Linked DNA regions of Homo sapiens: region 1 is linked to region 2. The links are chromatin contacts, found by Hi-C or POLR2A ChIA-PET in ENCODE. All regions are on one chromosome and are shown on one strand. The core of a region is the stretch at or near the end of the contact, and the rest is flanking DNA. Distances in the headings are between cores, read along the strand shown. Region 1 holds the start of LINC02851 (long intergenic non-protein coding RNA 2851). Region 2 holds the start of AK3 (adenylate kinase 3).

Evidence for each region. Hi-C counts contacts between places; a loop is a spot of excess contacts on that map. ChIA-PET counts read pairs that join two places held with the same protein, here RNA polymerase II (POLR2A). Pooled maps may share reads with other maps.
Region 1: a loop to region 2 is called in a pooled map, with 4 times the contacts of the local background. The contact joins the promoter of LINC02851 here to the promoter of AK3 in region 2. A Hi-C loop is called at or near these places in 6 of 50 pooled maps. POLR2A ChIA-PET finds 5 or more read pairs at or near these places in 2 of 52 experiments (activated CD4-positive, alpha-beta T cell and naive thymus-derived CD8-positive, alpha-beta T cell).

Annotation. Positions count from the first base shown.
Region 1 is chr9:6,702,802-6,706,247 of GRCh38, reverse strand. It overlaps LINC02851 (long intergenic non-protein coding RNA 2851), which reads right to left and starts at 1,941. Exons shown (of 3, transcript NR_184134.1): 1 at 1,905-1,941; 2 at 1,595-1,795. RefSeq lists enhancers at 1,660-1,789, 1,840-1,929.
Region 2 is chr9:4,739,952-4,742,451 of GRCh38, reverse strand. AK3 (adenylate kinase 3) reads left to right here and starts at 1,250. Exons shown (of 5, transcript NM_016282.4): 1 at 1,250-1,515. The coding sequence starts at 1,365. RefSeq lists silencers at 861-1,350, 1,581-1,720.

The DNA of each region.
Region 1 (3,446 bases), core at 692-3,191, 2.0 Mb before region 2:
AAAGGCTAATCAAACTCAAAAGAATGCAACCGTTTGCCTCTTATCTACCTATGACCTGGAAACCCACTCCCCTCTTTGAGTTGTTCTGCCTTTGCCTCGAGTCTGCCTTTGCGTCAAATTGTCACGCCTTTCTGGAAAAAACCAATGTTCATCTTACATATATTGATTGATGTCTCCCTAAAATGTATAAAAGTAAGTTGTACTGGGACCACCTTGGGCACATGTAGTCAGGACCTCCTGAGGCTGTGTTATGGGTGTGCATCCTTACCTTTGGCAAAATAAACTTCCTAAACTGACTGAGGCCTAACTCAGATATTCAGGGTTTACAGGCTTCTTGGGCTTCCTCATGGTGGCAGCTGAAGTCTAAGCAGGAGCCTTCAAAGAGTTCAGAATTGCATAATGCCAGGGCAGTTCAAAGAAAAACATTGTTTGGTAAAAGTGCTTAACCTATACACCAAAGGAAAATTTATAGCTGATGTTGTTTTTTTGTTGTTTGTCTGGTTTGAGACAAAATCTCGCTGTGTCACCCAGGCTAGAGTGCAGTGGTGGCATCTCAGCTCACTCCAACCTCCATCTCCTGGGTTCAAGCGATTCTCCTGCCTCAGCCACTCAGGTAGCTGGGATTACAGGCGTGCACCACCACACACGGCTAATTTTTATATTTTTAGTAGAGATGGGGTTTCATCATGTTGGCCAGACTAGTCTCGAACTCCTGACCTCAAGCAATCTGCCTCCCTCGGCCTCCCAAAGGGCTGGGATTACAGGTGTGAGCCACCGCGCTGGCCTGTACCTAGTTTTGAATCATGCGTTTCTACAAAGCAGCCTGAGGAAAGCATGCCAAACAAACCTCCACCCTGAAAAGGAGAAGATGGCCCTAGGATGGGTTAATAATCAAGGGCCATGAGGAAAGGATAACCTAAGGTGGAGTCCTAAAGGCCTAAAAAGGTGGGATCAGTTTAATGTATACAGTCTTTTTTTTTTTTTTTTTTTTTTGAGACAGAGTCTGGCCATCACCTAGGCTGGAGTGCAGTGGCTCGATCTCGGCTCATTGCAACCTCCGCTTCCCAGGTTCAAGCGATTCTCATGCCTCAGCCTCTTGAGTAGCTAGGACTACAGGCGCCCGCCACCACGCCCGGCTAATTTTTATATGTATTTTTAGTAGGGACGGAGTTTCACCATGTTAGCCAGGCTGGTCTTGAACTCCTGACATAGTGATCCGCCCACCTTGGCCTCCCAACGTGCTGGGATTACAGGCGTGAGCCACTGCGCCCGGCGGATGATCCATTTTTACAGATGGGAGGCATGTACTATCTTAAGCGTGAGAGACAGGCTACTAGAAAGGCCAAGACCATGGATTTCAACAAGTGGGGAAAAGTCCCAAAGGCGCAGATGGTTATAAAGGCCCTCCTGGGATAAGATACTTTGGCTGTAGACGCTGTAGAAAGTACTGGCCCCAGGAAGGAAAAATGGAAAAGCTGGCTGCAGGGTCTGGGGATATCCTAAGAGAACTTTCTGCGGCTGTAGGCTTTGGGAAAAGGGCCCTGAGGGCTGAGGGACAGGGCTGGGTCTGTCATCTAGTGACATCCGCACCCACCGAAGCTCCGCTGGGCTGCACCGCCAACTCTGGTCCTCTAGAGAGCTGCGAGGATGGGGATCAAACACTCAGTGGGGCCGGGCAGGCTGTCTGTGTCCGCAGCCCGCTCAACACGACGCCGGCATATCGCAGCGAACAGGAGAGGAGACGTCGCAGTCCCAGTAGTCTGTCTCCGCGTTTCTTGGCTGCCTGGTCCCGGCCCTGGTGCAGGGGGAAGACGATTACTTGGGATCTTGGGTCGGGACTCGGAGGGGCAAGGTAGAAAGGCAAAGGGGGCCGGTACTAACGGTGCGATTTGAGACTGTTCTACCTGAGTGACAGCGGACGCTCGCGCACGCGCGGAAAGACTTGGATGCCGCCCTCCCTGCGGCGCCCGAGGACCTCACGTGACCCCGAGGTCCTCACGTGACCCCCCACCAGCCAGCGAAGCGGGGTGGTCAGCGCCTCCGCAACGCATGTGGGTCAGCTGGCTGACGGGACCAGGATCTTCCCGGCGGCTCAGTGCAGTCGCTGAGCTAACGCCACAGTCTGGAAGTTGCCTGTTTCGTCAGAGCTGGGGAGATACTTGGGCAGGAAAGAGGAACTGAGGCCCAAGCGGCCGCGGGACTCCTTTAGGGCGGGACCTGCTGGTGTCCACCCGCCCCACTTAGTAATAGGTTTCCACGCCGGCCTGGGACCTTCTGGAGCGGTGACCTCAGAGGCGCGGCCATGGAGGTACCAGTGCAGGTGTCACCAGCCTCTGGGCGGTCCCTAAGGATTTTTTTTTTTTTTTGAGATGGAGTTTCGCTCTGTCGCCCAGGCTGGAGTGCAGTGGCGCGATCTCGTCTCACTGCAACACCCTCCTCCTGGGTTCAAGCGATGCTCCTACCCCAGCCTCCCGAGTAGCTGGGACCACACGAGCGCGCCACCACGCCCGACCAATTCAAGGGGAGCACTTCAACAATGACCATGTTGTAAGCTTCCGGGAGCGCAGATTCCGTGTGTTGGCGGCACCGGTGTGGAGTGTGTTCTACTCCCGCAGGTGTGAGCCTTCAGATGGGGAACGTGCGCTGGAAATTTCTGAGGAATGCTTGAACCAGGCCGGCTTTGGGCTGAAATTGAAAAAATTAGAAGTGCAGGTGTATCCTGGTTCTTTTCAGTGTATCGAAGTCGGGCTGTTGCAACCTTCGTTTTTGCACTTTAACGTTAGCTCTTCAGGGTATTAAATTTAGGGCTTTTGTGCTGTCAGAGGCAGATGGCCAAACGTACCGAACATTCTGCAAAGGTGAAATGAATTTTCTTAACTGCCCTGAAGTGTCTCAACTGCCAGGCCCTTGCGGGCCTTTGTTCCGTAACGTTCTCAGCTAAGAAAGATTACACGATCAATGGATTTGGGCAGGGTAATTGCTAAGTTTCTTCTTTCAAGTTATACTTTGATGTAAAGACTCCATTTCAATGCTACAAAACTCTTAATTTCAGCTTATTTGAAACATTCTACGAGCTCTACTCCCAGATGTTTTCTTGGTTTTGAGGGACACAGTGAGGATGAAGGGAACATGATATTCATGGTGGTAAAGGCAAAAATGTTGTTTACTCCACACACAAGACGAATTTTCCCTATACTAGAAGACAATTGAGTATTTTCCTAATAAGGTGTACAATATCGAGCTTCCAAGTCTACTTAGGAGACAAGGTGATGAGAGATTATGATAAGAGCAACAAGTCATAAACATAATGGTGACTGAATTATCTATAATCACCAAAGACTCAATGACTCATATCCCATGCTATCTCAAAGACATTTCACCCAGTTTTTCCCTCCATTGGTTCAAAATAAGATCACTGTCTTCTCCCTGACATGCTTTTTTTTTTT
Region 2 (2,500 bases), core at 1-2,500:
ATCAGTTCTGGACCTCTGAGGAGAATGGTAACTGTGTTTTATTTTCAGAGAGCCTTCTTTCTGCCTTAGCATAGTGTCCGGGACAAAGCAATGATGATAAATGGACAACCATTATTGAACATTGACCCCGTAGCTGGCATTGCACTAAGTACTACATTATTTTAACTCCTCCATTCTACTCCTCTATGCCCATTTTACAGGCAAAATGATACTCACTCGAACGTTTTTGTCCTCTGTTTCCATTCTTGAAACATGCCAAACCTCCAGTTTTAGGGCCTTTTCCTAAAACTGGACATAGGAAGGGCCCATGTCTCTCTCTTCCATATTCTAATTAAGCACTCAGCACACATGCCATCTCTTCAAAGCTTTTCCGACCGCCTATCTACAACAGCCTGCCTCCACAGTTTCACACACTCTTTTACGTTATTTATAAAAGAGTCTCACTCAATGGAAGCTGGATTTCCTCTCCTGTAAAATGAGGTAGGCCCTCTCGGCTCAAGGTCACTCCCTGTGATTCTACACAGAGAGGGAGTGGGAAGAGAGGGCGCTCGGCAGCAGAGGAGGAGGAGGAAGGAGGGAAGGGCGAAGGCGGGAGTGGGTGCAGAAGCGGGGGGTCTGGCGGTCCAGGGGGGTAGAAGGGAGGGGCGGATTCGAGTGGGCGCCAGGTGGAGGTGGGGCCAGGGTTGTCAAGGGAGCACGAAAGGGGTCGCGGTGTGTCCGGCAAGGACTGGGTAGGGCAGCGCCTGCTATGGACTAGGGGCGAGGGCTACGAAAGGGTTGTTGGAGGGGTGGATGCGGGTGGATCCCGAAACCAAGCGGCTCCGAGGGGCGACTAGAGGTGGGGAGGGGGCGCGCAGGAGTTGCCAAGGTCGGACAGAGGGGAGCGCGGTCTATCCGGCTGGGAATGGGCCGGACAGGGCGCGGGGTTCCGGGGTCGCGGAGAGGCGCGGAGGTAGATCTGAGCCGAGTGGAGGGCGCGTGGGGGTGGGTGCAGAGGGGCGCCGAAGGGATCCGGGCCCAGCGGCCGGTGGAGAGGGGCCGCGGAGAGGCGCAGGTGGGAGCTGGGCGGCCGAGCGAGCGCAGAGGGGGCGCGGCTTGCGCGGCTTGCGCGGCTGGGCGGGAACAGGCGCTCGGTCGGGGGCGGGGGGTGCGCCGGGGTAGCCGAGAGGCGGACGCAACAGCGGGGTCCCGCGCTGTCTGGGCGGCCCCAGGGGCTGTCGGCTCACTTCCGGGAACGCCGGGGAACCGCAGTAGCCGCCTGCTAGTGGCGCTGCTAGCCGGCCGGCGCAGGCTGCCGAGCGGGTGAGCGCGCAGGCCAGGCCAAAGCCCTGGTACCCGCGCGGTGCGGGCCTCAGTCTGCGGCCATGGGGGCGTCCGCGCGGCTGCTGCGAGCGGTGATCATGGGGGCCCCGGGCTCGGGCAAGGGCACCGTGTCGTCGCGCATCACTACACACTTCGAGCTGAAGCACCTCTCCAGCGGGGACCTGCTCCGGGACAACATGCTGCGGGGCACAGGTGGGAGCTCTGGGCCCAGGGCCGGCCGTGCGCTGTCACCCGGGTCGGACTTCGCGGGCGAGGGGCCGAAGCTGGGCACGCGGGTCCCTGGCTGCGGGCGCGGCATTTCCCTCCCGCCGCCCGGGACAGAGACCTCGGGCTGCTGAGCGACTGCGCCCCAAAACCTCCGGCCTCCGTGGGCCGCTTCGGGCGGGTTATGGGGTGGCGGTGGGGGAAGGGACTGGAAAGTTAGGTCGAGCTCGAAGTTCAGAGATGAAAGGAAACCACCGGGCTTTGTTTCAGAGGCCCAAGTCCTCCCAGTGGCAGCCACTCTTGGGGGTCCATCGAGCTGAGCCGCAGCTTGTTCAACGTGCTGGTGCCTTTGGAAGACTGTCATTAGCCCTGCTAGAGTCTGCTCGTTCTGTTTTGTTTTCTTTGTTTCTTTCTTTTCTCTTTCTTTTTTGGTGTGGTTAAGCTCTATGAGATCTTGTAGTTCTGACCTTTCCCCCATATTCCCAAGGCCAAGTATTATTTACCCTTGTTGCAGTCATAAAATTATCTCATTTTGATATCCTTAGATTTCGTAGACACGAAGGCTATTCTTGTGCATGGTTCTATAAAATATTTTGTTTCTCATGCCAAATAAATTCTTACAGCTCGGCACGAAAGGCAGTTAACAATCTACACTATACAATGGGTGAATTTGTGGTATGTAAATTCTCTCTTAAGAGGGTTGTTTTTGAAAAGCCAATCGCAGGAGTTTTTTTCTCAAAAAATGTTGACCTTACTTTTCAAAATAGAACCCGTTTTGAAACTCATTTTGAAACCCATTTACATAGAAATAATGCTTCCACAAGGCCTTTTTCTTTTGTTTTCCTTCTTTTTTTTTTTTTTTTTGTAAGGATAGCAAACAGGATAGACGTGCATAGCATAAAAAACAACGCCCTCTTTCGTTCCCTACCTCAGTCCCATTCTTCGGAGGGGAACAGAGTTTTCCTTCTAGAAA